2 separate regions of the Homo sapiens genome follow, and region 2 is linked to region 1. A link is a contact called in ENCODE Hi-C or POLR2A ChIA-PET data. All regions are on one chromosome and are shown on one strand. Each heading gives the region's core, a stretch centred on a gene start or an enhancer-like site at or near the end of the contact. The rest is flanking DNA. Distances are from core to core; before and after follow the strand shown. Region 1 has its middle 73 kb from the start of ARL4C. Region 2 overlaps SH3BP4 (SH3 domain binding protein 4).

Region 1 (4,650 bases), core at 1,090-3,589:
TCGTCTTCAGCTCCACCTTTCTCTCTACCCCTACTCAACTTCCTCAAATCAGTTCCTCTTTAGGGCATGCAGACTAAAACTCAGGTTTACATTTGAGATAACTTTGGGTATGTATAGGGGAGGTTGACAGAGTGCAAAATTAAACACAAGATAACTGGAAAATATTCATACTGAGAAATTCAAAGCTCTTTCAAACTCATCTCCTTGATCCTCACTTTGAAGAAGGAAAGGAAGAGGTGAAGCGACTTTCCTAAAGGCACGGATGAGAGGGACAAAGTTGCTTTTTTCATGGGAGAATTCACTTTCCTTTATACCACTCTGTACACACCACTCCCCCATCCAACAATTACACAGACAGAGAAGAGGAACAAGAAGAGGCCCCAGTGAATGAAAAATAGTTCACTGATGTGTCATGACAAGGAAGGTGCAAAGCTCTAGCCTGGGCTCCTTACACATGTTGCATTCCATGTCATTTACATACACCCTGTGTTATGCTGCCTCTCTGCAGAATTAGAAGCCGTCAACATAGCTACGAACCCAGCAGATTATATTGGTGGCGGCTTTGCATACATTGCTGATGGGGGAGGAGTTCTAGGAAAGCATAAAGCATAGAGGCCTTTGCATAGCTTTTATTTGTAAGGCAAACATTCCTGCAGTACTTGCTATGAAGGCTCTAAATGGACAACATATTAAAGATCATGCATACGTGCTTACAGCAACAGGTTTCTGAGTGTTGGTGAAAATTTTACTATCTCAAGGCTCTTAAAGCTGCATCTCATCAGCCTACCCCTAACCCAGTGCTTGAATATACATCTCTGCCAAGTGGCCATTCAGTCTGTTCTTAAACACCTTCAGTTATAGTCAAATCATTTTCTCCCTAAAGATCTCATGCCTTTCCAGGATGGCCTTTTATTGGAAAGTGCTTCCTTCTCTAGAAGCAAAGCATGACTCCCTGTGTTGTTCCAGGGACAGGCTCACTGCAGCGCTCCTGGAAACTCTAACACAAGTCAAATCCCTTTCCCCTATGGCAGCCCTTCAAATAAATTTTCAAGACTATCATTCTGCAACAGTTTCCCATATAGCACAGACTTGATTTATCCATTCTTCAGAATGTCTTCCTCTGAATGCTCTTTGTCATGTCTGGACGTCTTACAGAGAGTACCGTCCATGGGAGGCAGAACACTACCTGTCCAGGGTAGCCTAGAGCAGGCACCCTCACTCTAGCCATGGGACTCACCTGCTTCTATGAGGTTCCTGTGGTTTTTTCTGGGTTCTCTGTTGGTAAGGACCTTCTTCCTTTCTAGACCCCCTTATCTTCTCCTCTCAAAGCCCTTATTAAAATGCTCTGTACTTGTTTGATTTGCTGTCTCTTTCCTTAGATTGTGAGCCCTTTGAGGAAAAGAACATCAATCTAGCCTATTGGAATGACTCCTCTTGGTTTCAGAGGGAAATGGTGTAAAAGTTTGCATTCAGTCAACGTGTATGTGTAGGCAGTTGCTTGGCAGAATGGTTATTTGAACTATTCGCCAGTGGCTCGAGATTTTATCTCTGGTAAATGAGGGACTTCATCATCAACTGCATGGAATTTTCTCTGGAACAATGAGCTTTCCACCCAAGCGGTCCTGGGCAAATCCCATCACCCTCTCCTTTTTCGTAAGCTTCTGAATTGCTCATTAAAGGGCACTGTCTGGGTTTTAATAGTATTTGGCCCATCACTAGCGCTAACACTAGATATCCATTGGTTTTGTCTGCCCGACATCGCTTCTCCTTTCTTTTGGTAGAGGAAAGTGTCTTCCCGTGGGGAACCCATTTCCTGTGGTTTGGGTGGGCTGGCTGTCATCCCATCCTGTTACAATGGTGGGACAAACCCCAGGCCTGACAATCAGAGCACCCCATTGCTCTGGCTGGAGTGATTGGCTTAGGGACAGGCATCCCACTCATGCTTGACTAGTGACATTCTTCCCCAAGACCTTCCCAGCAGATCTGTAGAGATAAGTGCTTTCTTTCTGCCTCTCAGGGTCAGACCTCTAAACTAATAGGACATGAGTCTGGGGCCTCCGGAAGCCACATGAAGACACTGGCAGAGAAATGGAGAGAGAAACAGAAATGTTATGATTTATTTTTAGGCCATGACCAGACTTTTTGATCACATAAACCGATAAATTGTCTTTTTGTGTCTCAGCTGATTTAAGTTAGTTCCTGTGACCAGAAACTGAGAAAGTTTCTCAATAGTGCAGCAAATGGAACCGTGGAACCACTGAAGAGGAGCAGCAGAAACTTCACAGCTCTTGGGTGGCAGCAGACTCAGATTTACTGAAGCAAGAAAGGGAAGACAGCAGCAGGAGGCTTGACAGCTAGCTAAATAGTTAGCCATGGAAAGAGCAGAAGAAGGAAGCTCAAGAAATCTCAGCAACAAACACTCATGGACTTTTTTCTAAAAATGGAAATTTAAAACTTTCTCGACCATGACCCACAAGAAATACATTTTACACGTTGCATCCAGGACATAGCAATATGCCTGTGAGCCACTTTGTGGTTGAAGGTTTCCATGTTGAGCTAGTTTCAGGAACATTGCCTCCTGTGTTCTCCTTTTGGAGATTCACCCATGGATTTACTGTATCAAAGTCTCTGAGAAATCTTATTCTAGCAATCCTGTTTCATGCACTATTTCTTAAATGTATTTGGTAGCAGTTAACTTGTTATTGCAAAAACAAAAATTATTGACTCCCTATTTTGTGCTAAATACTGGGCTCTGCACTGGTGAAACAGAAGAAAGCCATACACAGCCTGCCCTCACAACGCCTCCAGTCTCAGAGAATACTTAGTAATCCCTCATGATCTACACCTTGGAAAACACTGATTTAGTTTACTCCAATCCCCACTCCTGCATGCAGAATCTGGCCACTCTAGGCTTCGGTCTAGTTCAGCATATACTGCCTCTAGGCACAGATGACTGTGGACAGTTGAACAGGGTATGGGGGGAAGCATCATTGACACGATTGTCTATGTAAATGGCTCCTTTAGGGTTGTGCAGTGCCCAACACGCGCCATTGTCCTCAGTGTCTCTGCTTAGGGCTGATTTCTGGGTTATGCATTACTACTCAAGGCACAGACCCCACGTAACCCCACCTTGGTGGCAAGGTTTCCATCCTGAGTCACTCTTTCTTGTTCCAACTTTTTCCTTTGAATATGTTCAGACCTACAGAGAAGTTTAAAAATAATATAATGGGCTGAGGTAGGCGGATCATGAGGTCAGGAGATCGAGACCAGCCTGGCTAACATGGTGAAACCTCACCTCTACTAAAAATACAAAAAATTAGCCAGGCGTGGTGGCCCGTGCCTGTAGTCCTAGCTACTCAGGAGGCTGAAGCAGGAGAATCGCTTGAACCCGGGAGGCGGAGGTTGCAGTGAGCTGAGATCGCACCACTGCACTCCAGCCGGGGTGACAGAGTGAGACTCTGTTCAAAATAATAATAAGAAGAATAATAAAATGAACATTGCATCTTAGATTCACCAATTGTTAACATTTTGCCACATATGCATTTGACATTTGTGTGCATACACACATATGTGTGCACAGAGACAAAATATATTTATTGATGAATCATTTGAAAGTAAGTTGCAGACATTGTGATCTTTATCCCTAAGTATGCACCAGTCTCCAGTGAATAAGCGCCATCCACATGACCCCAGTACAATGATCCCACGTAAGGAGACTAACAAGAATCCCATGAAATCATCTGAAAGCCACTCCATGTTCAAGTCCCCATTGTCCCAAAAATATTTTACAGTGTTTTTTTAAATCAAGCATTGTATTTGGCTGCTATTCATCTCTATTTTAGAAAATCAAGAATAGCCACCTCATCTTTTGCTTTTCATACTGTTGACCTATTTAGAGGGTCCAGACCAGCTGTCATGAAGACGGCCTTCCTCTAGATTTGTCTGATTGTTTTCTCTTGATCAGATTCAAATACCCTGGCTGGCAACACTCCATTGGTGACACTGCTGTCTTCACAGGGCCCCACCCAGAGGCATGTATGCTGGGTGGCTGCATTCCATCACTCGACGAAGGAGCTGCTACAGAGCGTCTCCATCGGAAGCACATCCTCCCTCTGAAATCAGTGGGTAATGGTGGGATGATACCGTAAGAATGAGGACATTCCCTGTCAAGAGGCTGAATCCCTCATTCTCCTCCTTATATGGGTTTCTCAGGCCTCATTCTTGAACTTTCCCACATTGTCCTCACTTTTCCCTGTCCCAATAAGGGCATCTTATGTCTGGGTGTCATTTTCATCAGAATGCAAAGGTAAACAAGTGAGAAGCGTCTTTGTGTGGCTGGAGCTTAAAGGCTGCAGGTGGACCCCGATATTTGGTGGCCAAGATCACACACTGTGCTGAGGGTCCCGTGGAACCCTCGCCCCAGGATGCACACAGAGAGGCATGTAGCACACACTTGGGAAGCTGAAGAAGGGTTTTTGGAGGAAGTGGTGTCGAAGCTGACATTAGAAGGATGAGCAGCGATCCGGGGGCAATAGGAGAGAGAATGGGGTGGTCAGCATCACATGGGTGGCCCAGATGTGAAGAGAGCACACCCAACCCAAGGGCACAGGAAATCCAGTGTTGCTGGACATCAGGGGAGGAGAGGTGAAG
Region 2 (4,650 bases), core at 1,049-3,548, 470 kb before region 1:
GTGCTGCGATCATAGCTCAGTGTAGCCTCGACCTCCTGGGCTCAAGTGATCCTCCCACCTCAGCCTCCCAAGTAGCTGGGACTACAGGTGCACACCAACACACCTGGCTGATTTAAAAAAAAAAAATTGGAGAGATGAAGCCTCACTATGTTGCTCAGGCTGGTCTTGAATTCCCGGGCTCAAGCGATTCTCCTGTCTCAGCCTCCCAAAGTGCTGGTATTACAGGTGTGAACCTCCATGCCTGGCCAAAACAAACCGCTTCTGATTCAAGAAACACCATGGAGACAGAGGATGATGGAGTGCGCGGGGCTGCAGAGAAGGACGTCCTGGAGAGACGGCATTTGAGCTGGCAGCTGAGGGAGATGAGGAGGTCTGGGAAAGGGAGCTCCAGGAAGAGGAACAGCATAGCATCTGCAGGAGCTGGAGGCCGGGCGAGCTGGGTGTGTTCAGGGCAGGGGTGCACAGAGCACAGTGGCCCCCAGGGTTGGGATGGGTAGGGCCAGATCTTACACGACTTTGTGGGGCAGGGGCAAAGGCTGACCCCGTTCTAAAGGCAGTGGAGAGAGGAACAACCCAGGTCTCATTTGACTCCTTTTTCCTTCCCATCTCCCTGCACACTGACTGTCTCAAACTCTCACATTTTCCCCATCATTTAAACACTGTTTCCAACCCAAGGCATCAGAACAAGGACACCGAAAGCTATGCTAAAAATGAGAGGCAGGGGGTGGCCTGGCTGTGACTCTCTGGGAGGGGCAGGTAAAGCGGTGGCAGAGGCCGCAGAAATCGTGGCAGCCCTGTGATGACAAGCGGAATAGAACAGCCAGTTTTCAGGGTCTCCTAATAAACGACCTGGGAGAAATCCGTCTGTGGTTTCTATAAGTTTGGCCAAGATGATGACTGACACAGGTGTGGGGGGCGGGTGGGGACACTGCAAAACCAGTTTCACTTTATCACCACAAAATCTAACCTTGCCTCAGGGAGCCGACCTGGCCAAGGGCAAGTTTCACTTCCTCCTTTCTGGGTAGCGGAAGGACTCGGGCACAGAGGACACACCCCTCCCTGGAGCGGACAGGGAGGCCCACCAAAAAATCCCCTCCCAGAGATGCTCACCAATCGAATTGAGAGAGTTTGATCATTTATGTCTTTTGGAAAAAGATAAAAAAGCAGGAAAATGAGTGTAAAAGCCACCTACTCGGCGGTTATTTTCCACAGCTGGTGTGGTACTCCTGGTTGTGTCATTTTTCCACCTCTGGTGCAACGTCGAGGTGAGTGTCCTGGGCTCAGCAATGCTGTCAGGTTCCACGACAGCATGCACAGCCACGGCTGTGGTCTCGGGGCCGCCCGCACAGAGGCTCTCACGGGATGGAGGCGCTTTGTCTGCCACTGTGCTGGGTGCACCCGTGAGGAGACCAGGCCACGGCCCGGCACCAGGTTCTGGAGAGCCAGGAGGTGTGCTCTGAATCACACATGGGTGATGGCTGATGGGAGGGACGCAGGCCATCCCCTCCCTGCAGGTGACCCCACATGGGGGCCCGGAGGCTTCCCTGCTGCGTTTGTTCGCTTCCTCCCCACCCAAGTGCAGTGATTTCCTGGTTGCCAAGGTGGCCCCCCTGACGGCCGCTTCCAGTTCCATCTCCCTCCCCTGGGCAATCTCGTGGCTCCATGCTTCTGGCACTGCACACGACTGCAGGCCACCCAGAGAGGGTCTCACCCGACTCCTGCCCCACTCCTGCCGGGCTGCGTCCCTTCTGTCTCCTGGCTCAACATGGGCAGCCGAGCCGGGTATGTGCCACATGTGACCCTTGCCTGCACACCTGTGTCTACAGGACACTCTGGGCTCTCCCAGACAAACAGGGCTCAATCCAGGGGAGCCGGGGAGGTGGCAGAAAGGCCGGGCACCAAGAAGCACGCCTCTCAGAAGCTAGGATGCAAGAAAGCCTGCGGGCTCAGAGGAACGAGGAAGAGCGGCACACGCCAAGGTCACAGGGTTTTCCCACAGGAATGAACACCAGCAATGCGCCCCTCTCCGGAGGATAGGGGTGGACTCCGTTCTATCACAGGGAGAAGTCCACAGGGACTCTCCACCACAAACACCCCTGGGGATGCCAGGACACGGATATGGCTAAGCCTAGCCAAGGTAACCGCCAGGACCCAGCTCTGCTGACGGTGGGGCTGCCTGCGGGGAGCAGTGCTAAGAAAGCGTTGAGCAAATGCTCCCCGGTTGGCTCGTGGGCCAGGGCGTAACCCACAGTCTGATGCTTACTTCCCCCTTTTATTTCTTTGGATTCCAGTTCACGGTTGTGCTGGCAAAACAAATGCTGTCCTCGCCCCAACTCAAACCAACACAGAGGGGGAAGTGGAAACAATACAGAGATGTTAGAAGCTTCAAGGAAGCAAAGGCAAGAAAAACTCACATTACAATGAACACAGGCTTTGGGGCAGCGGTTCGTGGGACTCTGGAGTCAGAGACCCTGTTGGGAATCTAACGAACCACATCTGCTCCCAAGAGATCTAAACTGAATGGCGAGAGCACAGGCCGCCTTCTGCCCCCACCCGCATCTGGTCCATTCTGGGACCCTCTTGGAGCTCACAGATTCGGTGGGAAAAGTAACTGGAATGCTCTTCTTTGCAGGGTCCTTGGGTTGTCTGGGGCCCCCCAGGATCCCCCGTAAACCCCATCTCCACTTCAAGCACACTTCAAGCCCCACACGTATATCCCAGGCAGCGGGACATCAGCCACAGACACTGTCCTGGTGACTTACAACACCACGGCCCACGCCCACGCATATTGGGAAGGCGAAAGGCTGTGCTGAGCCGCACCTATCTCAGGCAGCGGGACATCAGCCACAGACACTGTCCTGGTGACTTACAACACCACGGCCCACGCCCACGCATATTGGGAAGGCGAAAGGCTGTGCTGAGCCGCACCTATCTCAGGCAGCGGGACATCAGCCACAGACACTGTCCTGGTGACTTACAACACCACGGCCCACGCCCACGCATATTGGGAAGGCGAAAGGCTGTGCTGAGCCGCACCTATCTCAGGCAGCGGGACATCAGCCACAGACACTGTCCTGGTGACTTACAACACCACGGCCCACGCCCACGCATATTGGGAAGGCGAAAGGCTGTGCTGAGCCGCACCTATCTCAGGCAGCGGGACATCAGCCACAGACACTGTCCTGGTGACTTACGACACCACGGCCCACGCCCATGTGCACTGGGAAGGCGGAAAGGCTTTGCTGAGCAGCACCCCTGAACGCCCAGGCACCTGCTGAGCACTCACCATCACAAGCTCCTTCTGGAAGGACTTCCGTTCTTTGTTCTCAGTGTTGTTACAGTCCTCCTTCAGCTTTTCTAGGACGGACGCCACCCGCTCGGGCTCACTATCCAGCTCTGCCCGGCAGAAAAAGGTGAGCGGCAGGTTCACGTAGCCCAGGGCGTCAGCGAAGGAGCGCCAGCTGCTGATGTTCTCCATGAGCAGGGTCCTCACGGAGGCATAGATGTACGTGAGGAATTTGCAGGGCCGCAGGATCTGCTCCAGCAGCACCGAGGTGCTCAGCTCGGGGCCCGAGCACAGGCTGGGCCGGGCCCTGCCGACCACCAGCACGTTCTTGGTGTGCACGAGGCCCACCCTGCCCTGGTAGTAGCCGATGTACCACTCCTTGGTCCACAGCTGGCCCCGGAGCCTGACCCGCTCCTCGCTGAGCAGGGCGATCCCGTCGCCCTTCTTGTACTCCAGCAGGTAGTGGTTCTTGTTCTGCCGCACCACAGTCTTGAGCAACTTACCAAACTTGAGGCTGGACACCGGGCGGTCCTGGAAAGTCGGGTACTTTGTAGTGGTGGCAAACGGGGACAGGATGATTTTCCCGACTTCGTTCTTCTTGAGAAACCTCCTTTGCCCGGAAGGCTTGATGGCACTTTTAGGGGGTGGCTGAGGAGTCTGGACACAAAACTGGGTGAGGATGGCCTCCTGGTCGTCCTTCACCTGAACCCGCAGCGTGAAGTCAGAGAGCTCGTTGGGGTTCTGGGAGGTGATGGGGAAGATCAGGCGGCTCACCTTGCCCAGCTTCAGCTGGAATCCTCGCACCACTTTGGCCTGCTCGCTGGCTTTGACCTCGTAATTCGTCATATTGGAAAACATACAGACCTTGAGATCCTGGGGCCTGGACAAAACGAACTGGTGCTTCCCCCACAGCTGCAGGGCCACCGGGGCAGGGTTGGGTGCCTGGCGTGTGACCTCGCTGACCAGGAGCGTCTTTGGGGCACAGTCATGCCCAAAAATGGTCACTACCGTCTTGAAGGATGGGTGGATGTGTTTAGGGCCGTAGAGACCCACTGTGACTTTTTTATTGATGAAGTCCCACACGGTGGAAGGGTAGAGGATGCTTGGGCCATGGGCCACGACAGCCACGTACATACAGGGCTCCAGGTTGTGCAGCTGTGCCTGGACCGTGTCCCCACAGCTGCAGTTGAGCGGGACGGAGACATATGGCCCTTCCTTCGAGTCGCTCCTCAGGCACTGGAGGCCCACTGTGCTTTTGCTAAAAAGGTCATTTTTTATCTCGGCTGACACTTTCATCTCCAAGATGATAGAGGTTTTCACCTCCAGGTTGCTCAGCTTGACCTCCAGCACAGGGCTGATGCTGC

What was found. Hi-C counts contacts between places; a loop is a spot of excess contacts on that map. ChIA-PET counts read pairs that join two places held with the same protein, here RNA polymerase II (POLR2A). Pooled maps may share reads with other maps.
Region 2: a loop to region 1 is called in a map of B cell, with 5 times the contacts of the local background. The contact joins two enhancer-like sites. A Hi-C loop is called at or near these places in 2 of 168 maps with a recorded cell type or tissue (B cell and MCF 10A) and 1 of 50 pooled maps. POLR2A ChIA-PET finds 5 or more read pairs at or near these places in 1 of 52 experiments (HCT116).

What each region holds. Positions count from the first base shown.
Region 1 is chr2:234,567,585-234,572,234 of GRCh38, reverse strand. No RefSeq gene overlaps it. Among named protein-coding and RNA genes, the nearest start is that of ARL4C, 73 kb to the right of the region's middle. Within about 2 kb of position 2,339, at least 2 of the 41 ENCODE cell types and tissues checked have a DNase peak (open chromatin) inside an H3K27ac peak, as active enhancers do; they include B cell, where a contact is called at or near this core.
Region 2 is chr2:235,041,884-235,046,533 of GRCh38, reverse strand. SH3BP4 (SH3 domain binding protein 4) reads right to left here. Exons shown (of 6, transcript NM_014521.3): 4 at 3,287-4,650. Among named protein-coding and RNA genes, the nearest start is that of SH3BP4, 92 kb to the right of the region's middle. RefSeq lists an enhancer at 2,570-3,071. Within about 2 kb of position 2,298, at least 9 of the 41 ENCODE cell types and tissues checked have a DNase peak (open chromatin) inside an H3K27ac peak, as active enhancers do; they include B cell, where a contact is called at or near this core.